Linked DNA regions of Homo sapiens: region 2 is linked to region 1. Evidence: chromatin loops called from intact Hi-C (ENCODE). Cell type or tissue: PC-9. All regions are shown on one strand. Each heading gives the region's core, and the rest is flanking DNA. Links, peaks and the distances in the headings are about the cores only. Region 1 has its middle 8.0 kb from the start of PDCD6-DT. Region 2 overlaps LOC105374602 (a long non-coding RNA gene).

What was found. Hi-C counts contacts between places; a loop is a spot of excess contacts. Peaks named below come from ENCODE experiments on the same cell type or tissue, not always from the same donor. Only the 100,000 strongest peaks of a DNase experiment are listed, where the experiment ranks them.
Region 2: it touches region 1 in a loop (12-fold over the local background); 1 of 110 quality-filtered maps calls a loop at or near these places.

Annotation. Positions count from the first base shown.
Region 1 is chr5:262,101-265,016 of GRCh38, forward strand. It overlaps a transcript of SDHA not described here. Among named protein-coding and RNA genes, the nearest start is that of PDCD6-DT, 8.0 kb to the right of the region's middle. In PC-9, for the core only: no CTCF peak of the experiment used is centred there; a DNase peak (open chromatin) is centred at 1,631; H3K4me3 peaks cover 537 bases; H3K27ac peaks cover 2,437 bases.
Region 2 is chr5:46,146-49,061 of GRCh38, forward strand. All of the region lies in intron 1 of LOC105374602 (a long non-coding RNA gene), which reads right to left. Among named protein-coding and RNA genes, the nearest start is that of PLEKHG4B, 45 kb to the right of the region's middle. In PC-9, for the core only: no CTCF peak of the experiment used is centred there; a DNase peak (open chromatin) is centred at 1,356; H3K27me3 peaks cover 108 bases.

The DNA.
Region 1 (2,916 bases), core at 168-2,667:
CATTACCGTGTGAGCTCCGCCTCCCGGCAGAGCATTACCGTGTGAGCTCCGCCTCCCGTCAGAGCATTACCGTGTGAGCTCCGCCTCCCGCCAGAGCATTACCGTGTGAGCTCCGCCTCCCGACAGAGCATTACCGTGTGAGCTCCGCCTCCCGTCACAGCATTACCGTGTGAGCTCCGCCTCCCGACAGAGCATTACCGTGTGAGCTCCGCCTCCCGTCAGAGCATTACCGTGTGAGCTCCGCCTCCCGGCAGAGCATTACCGTGTGAGCTCCGCCTCCTGTCCAAGCATTACTGTGTGAGATCCGCCCCCTGTCATATCATTACTGGGCGAGCTCCGCCTCCTGCCAGATCAGTGGTGGCATTAGATTCTCATAGGAGTGGAACCCTGTTGTGAACTGCACATGCGAAGGATCTAGGTTATGCGCCGCTTATGAAAATCTAATGCTGATGATCTGAGATGGAACCGTTTCATCTCCAAACCATCCCCACCATCCCCACACTTGTCCGTGGAAAAAGTGTCTTCCATGAAACCAGTCCCTGGTGCCAACAAGGTTAGGGACCACCAGTTTAAATAACCAAATACTAAAAGAACTGGCATAGAAGTAAATGGGCTGCTGCTTTATTTTTAGGCTGTTCTTTTTAGAGAACAATGACAATTATTTCCAAGTTTGTCATTAGAAAGTAATATTAGGTTGGTGCAAAAGTAATTGCAGTTTTTGCCATTACTTTCAATGGTAAAAGCCACGATTACTTTTGCACCAACTTAATATGATAAATTTGTTCCTTAAAGTGTATTTTTGGTAAGAAAAACCTTTTGTTTTTCCTTATATTAATTTTTTGTTTTTTTTCTTGGTAGAGACAGAGTCTTGCCATGCTGCCCAGGCTGGAGTGCAGTGCTGTGATCTCGGCTCACTGCAACCTCCACCTCCGGGGCTCCAGCAATCCTCCCACCTCAGCCTCCCAAGGAGCTGAGACTACAGGTGTGAGCCACCATGCCTGGCTAATTTTTATATTTTTTACAGAGACAGGGTTTCACCATCTTGCCCAGGCTGGTCTCAAACTCCTGGGCTCAAGCAGTCCTCCTGCCTCAGCCTCCCAGAGTATTGGGATTATAGGTGTGAGCCACTGCCAGAAAAACTTTTCCTAAGACAAGGCAGGTTTTACATTATATTTAGATTTTTTTTTTAATGATGTCTTTTTTGGCAGTGCACAGCCAGAGAACAACACATCACACACAGGAAACAGTTGTGCTCATGTGATGGGGGCCTCAGCACTAGGAAGGAGCGGACTATTGGTGCACGCAGCAGCTTGAATAAATCTGAAAGTCACTATGCTGTGTAAGAGAAGCCAAATTTTAAAAGTGCATACTGTGTACAGAGGGTGTCGAGAATGCCTCCTACGTGACGGAAAGCAGATCCGTGGTTCCCTGCAGACTGGCAGGAGCAGATTCCAAAGGCACAGGAAGAAGCTTGTGGGTAGAGTGTGTTCATTATCTTCTGTGCATTACACCATAAAAAAGCTGGTCATAAAAATGCGAACCAAAAACAAAGGTGAAACTAGGATAAAATTTCTCACCTGTGTGATTGGTAAATGTGCAGGTTTGACATCATGCTTTGTTTATGAAGCTGTGGGATACAAGGACTCTCATACGTCACTGTGGAATGCAGAACATTGCAACCTCATGGAAGAGGATTTGGCAGCATCTAACAAAAGTATGTGGCATTTGCCCTTTGACTCAGCAATTCTAGACTGCCTCAAAAAAAACTCTGGCAAAAAAATGAAAGGACTTTACTCACAGAGTTCTTTTCACGCCTAAATATGTTTGCAACCAAGTTCTTCACTGTGGCATTTGTAAAACTGGAAACAATCAAAATGTCCATCAGTAGGGGATTAGGAACATTAATTCGTACAGTGGGGAACTCAGTACCAGAAGGAGGGATGAGGAAGACCTATTGATAAGGGGCAGAGTACATATCATATAATGCAAATATATATTTGCTTTTTCTTAAAACAGTACAAAGATAAAAAACTAAAGTGGTTGCTGTGGAGGACAGGGGTCAATGGTGGAAGTGAGACTGAAATAGACTCTGAAGTAATATCTGGACTTTGAAATTATAAGTGTTTTACATATTACCAAACTAAGTTTTAAGATAGTCCCTAAAATTGAAAGAATAGTATCTGAAATGAATGAATCTAAATTCCTTGGATTGTCTTCTGCAGGTGCCAACCCTGAGACCAAAATTTGGAAGGTGGCCCTGAGCAGCAGCTGAAGGGAAGCGGGAGGTAAGACAGGAAAGAGGTGAGGGCACAGGGTGTCTGGGAGCCGGATCCCACGTGGGCAGCTGGGCCCGTGCTCATTGTGGGAGCTGGTGCATTCCTTCACCAGCCCACGCTCCACAGGGTCAGGATGGTCAATTCCGGGCACCCCGGCCTAATCCAGGACATGCTCCTGCCACCAGAGAAAGCCCCTAGGCAGCATCCCGGGTGCTGGTGGTGTCAGAATCAAGTTTGAGTCTGAGGAGTGACCTGGGGCTGGCTGGGCTAGGCAGCATCACAGGGTTCTGCAGCCCAACTGCACATCAGGCTGGTGACAGTCACACAGCCTATTACTTCGTGTGTCATCAGAGCATCGCCAGAACGCAGCACTTCAAGTATGCAGATTTAGTGAGCCATAGTTTAAAGACAAATAGAGCCACTGAAATCCTAAATTTCAATCAATCATCTCCTTGTTACTTGTCTTATTGGTATTAAGCCTTTGAAATTATCTGGGGTGGGAGTTAAAACTATAACTAATTATGTTAATGCTAAAACTAAGATTTTTCTGGCCAGGTGCGGTGGCTCACACCTGTAATCCCAGCACTTTGGGAGGCCGAGGTGGACAGATCACCTGAGGCCAGGAGTTTAAGACCAGCCT
Region 2 (2,916 bases), core at 244-2,743, 220 kb before region 1:
AGGCCAGATGTCCTTGGAAAAGATCAGAGACATAAAACATCACCGCCTCTGTTTATGCAGCTTACTGAAGTTTACACGGAATCCTCATGCCTTCCCTGCGTTTAAGCCTTCTATGCAAATGATAGAGACTCTAAGTAGAGAAGGAGCAGCAGATTCTTGTCCAGTTCCGTGAGTCAACACCTGCATTGTCTCACTCCCCATGTTGACGGCTGTAGAGGACTTTCCATTCTCTGCCCCTACTGCCTCCAAAAACATTGGTTTTACATTGCCATAGCTAACATTAATACCTCCTAGAATAAAGGGGGAATCACCACCGAGTGTCAGTTCTGGTTCAGATGCTGGAGTGAGGGTGTTATTCTTCTTACATATAATGCAGTAACTCCACATTGCACCAGTGGTTTGGTCAAAAGAGACTAAATTTCTAGGGAATTAGTGTTGATTATTTTTAGATATCATAACCTTGGCTTTACTGACACCTTATATTAAACAGATCTTACTTGCCAAATGCCACAAGATGCAGGCTGACAGATGGGCTCCCAGGGCTCTTGTGAGCCAGAACTGTCATATATGCAAAACGACGAGACAGAGAACACTGCCCACATCCAACACAGCACAGCCACCCTGAAAGCCTCAGCATGTAAACTTTCGTGGCACCACCCTTTCTTTTAGAAATGTGTTTAGATTTTATAGACTTTTGCTAGATTTTGTTATATAAGCTTTATGTACTGAAAGGTCTTACAGATTTTTAAATATTGAGTAAAATGTTCACCAGTATATTTTATATATATATATAATTTTTTTTCTTTAAAAACAAGGCCCTGGCTGGGCAGGTGGCTCACGTCTGTAATCCCAGCACTTTGGGAGGTTGAGGCAGGCAAATCACAAGGCCAGGAGTTCGAGACCAGCCTGGCCAACATGGTGAAACCCCGTCTCTACTAAAAATACAAAAAATTAGCTGGGCATAGTGGCGAGCACCTGTAATTTCAGCTACTTGGGAGGCTGAGGCCCGAGAATCACTTGAACTTGGGAAGTGGAGGTTGCAGTGAGCCGAGATCACCCCAATGCACTCCAGCCTAAGCGACAGAGTGACACTCCATCTCAAAACAAAAAACAAAAAACAAGGCCCTTATACAAATCACCCTTCAAACTTTTATTTAGAATTTAAGGTCATTTGGGGCTGTCATGTAAACAAAATTCTCCCAATTGCTAGGGTCCTCTTGGGGTGCTGCATTCCTGCAAGCCATGATCATGCCAGGCTTTGTCAGTGATTGGAAAAACAGATCCTTCTCCATCTGGGAGCTCAAATGCCTAGGGTGATGCCAGATCAACTTTTCATTACTGAGTCATACATTCCTAAATTCAGCGTATCACAGACAAACAGACATACCTTTAACAGTTTAACCTGACAAAGGTCTGAAATATTTCCATTGCAATAAAAGTTGTGAAAAGGCTATCTTGCTAGAGATCTCTGACTCAGAGAAGAAAGTGAAGGCTGGGCATGGTGGCTCACGCCTGTAATCCCAGCACTTTGGGAGTTCGAGGCAGGTGGATCACTTGACATCAGGAGTTCGAGAGCAGCCTGGGAAACACAGTGAAAGCCTGTCTCTACCAAAAATACAAAAATTAGCTGGGCATGGTGGTGTGTGGCTGCAGTACCAGCTACTTGGGAGGCTGCGGCAGAAGAATTGCTTGAACCTGGGAGATGGAGGTTACAGTGAGCCAAGATAGAGCCACTGCACTGCCTACAAAATAAAAAAATAAAAGTAAGAGACAGTAAGAAAGTGAAGAATCTCAGTGACTGCAGTGTTTAGGAACAGAATTTCTTTCAGGGAGGAATAGGGCTCTGAGTGTACAGAGCAGCAGTGGAAAGAATCACACAAACCCCTTTTTCCATGCACTAGATCTCGGGGTATAACTTTTATGAACTTTAATTTCCTTCTAGTTAAATAAAAATAACAATATCTACTTGATGTGTTGCCTTGTACGTTGTGTATGAAGAGCCTAGAATGACGATCGACCCAAAAATGGAGTCAGTACTTTGATCCATTCACTCTTGGGTGCTGGGCTCCTCAGGGCATAGGCAGGAGGCACAGCTGAAAAGCCACCTGTGGGTCCACAGGTGCTGCTGGGGAGCAGAGTGAAGGAGGAAATAGGACAGGTGTTAAGGAGAACACAGGTGCAGCTGGAGAGCAGAGTGCAGGAGGGAATAGGCCAGGTGCTAAGGAACATGCAGGTGCAGCTGGAGAGCAGAATGAAGGCGGGAACTAGAACAGGTGTTAAGAAACATGCAGGTGCGGCTGGAGAGCAGGGTGCAGGAGGGAACTGGGACAGGTGCTAGGGAGAACACAGGGCAGCTGAGGGACAGAGTGAAGGAGGGAATAGGACAGGGGCTAAGGAGAACACAGGTGCAGCTGGAGAGCAGAGTCCAGGAGGGAATACAACAGGTGCTAATGAAAACACAAGGGAACCTGGGGCACAGAGTGAAGGAGGGAATAGGACAGGTGCTAAGCTTAAGGCAGGTGCAGCTAGAAAGCAGAGCGCACGAGGAAACTAGAAGAGATGCTAGAGGAACACACTGAGATAGGTCCTGAGGGCTCCACTGAACCATACTTACCACTGCATTTCAGAGTTATTTCCTCTCATGCATCTATTTAAAAGGTGATCATTTGTGCACACTTTCTATCCTGCACTGCAGCTATTTTAAGTATTCCTTAAAATATTTTAAGTATTGTAAAATTCACAATTACAAAAATATGGAACCAGCCTAAATGCCCATCAACCAATGAGTGGATAAATCAAATATTATATATATACACACACCATCAAACTCTACTCAGCCATAAAAGGTTAAAAAATAATGGCATTCACAGCAACCTGGAAGGAGTTGGAGACCATTATTCTAAGTGAAGTAACTCA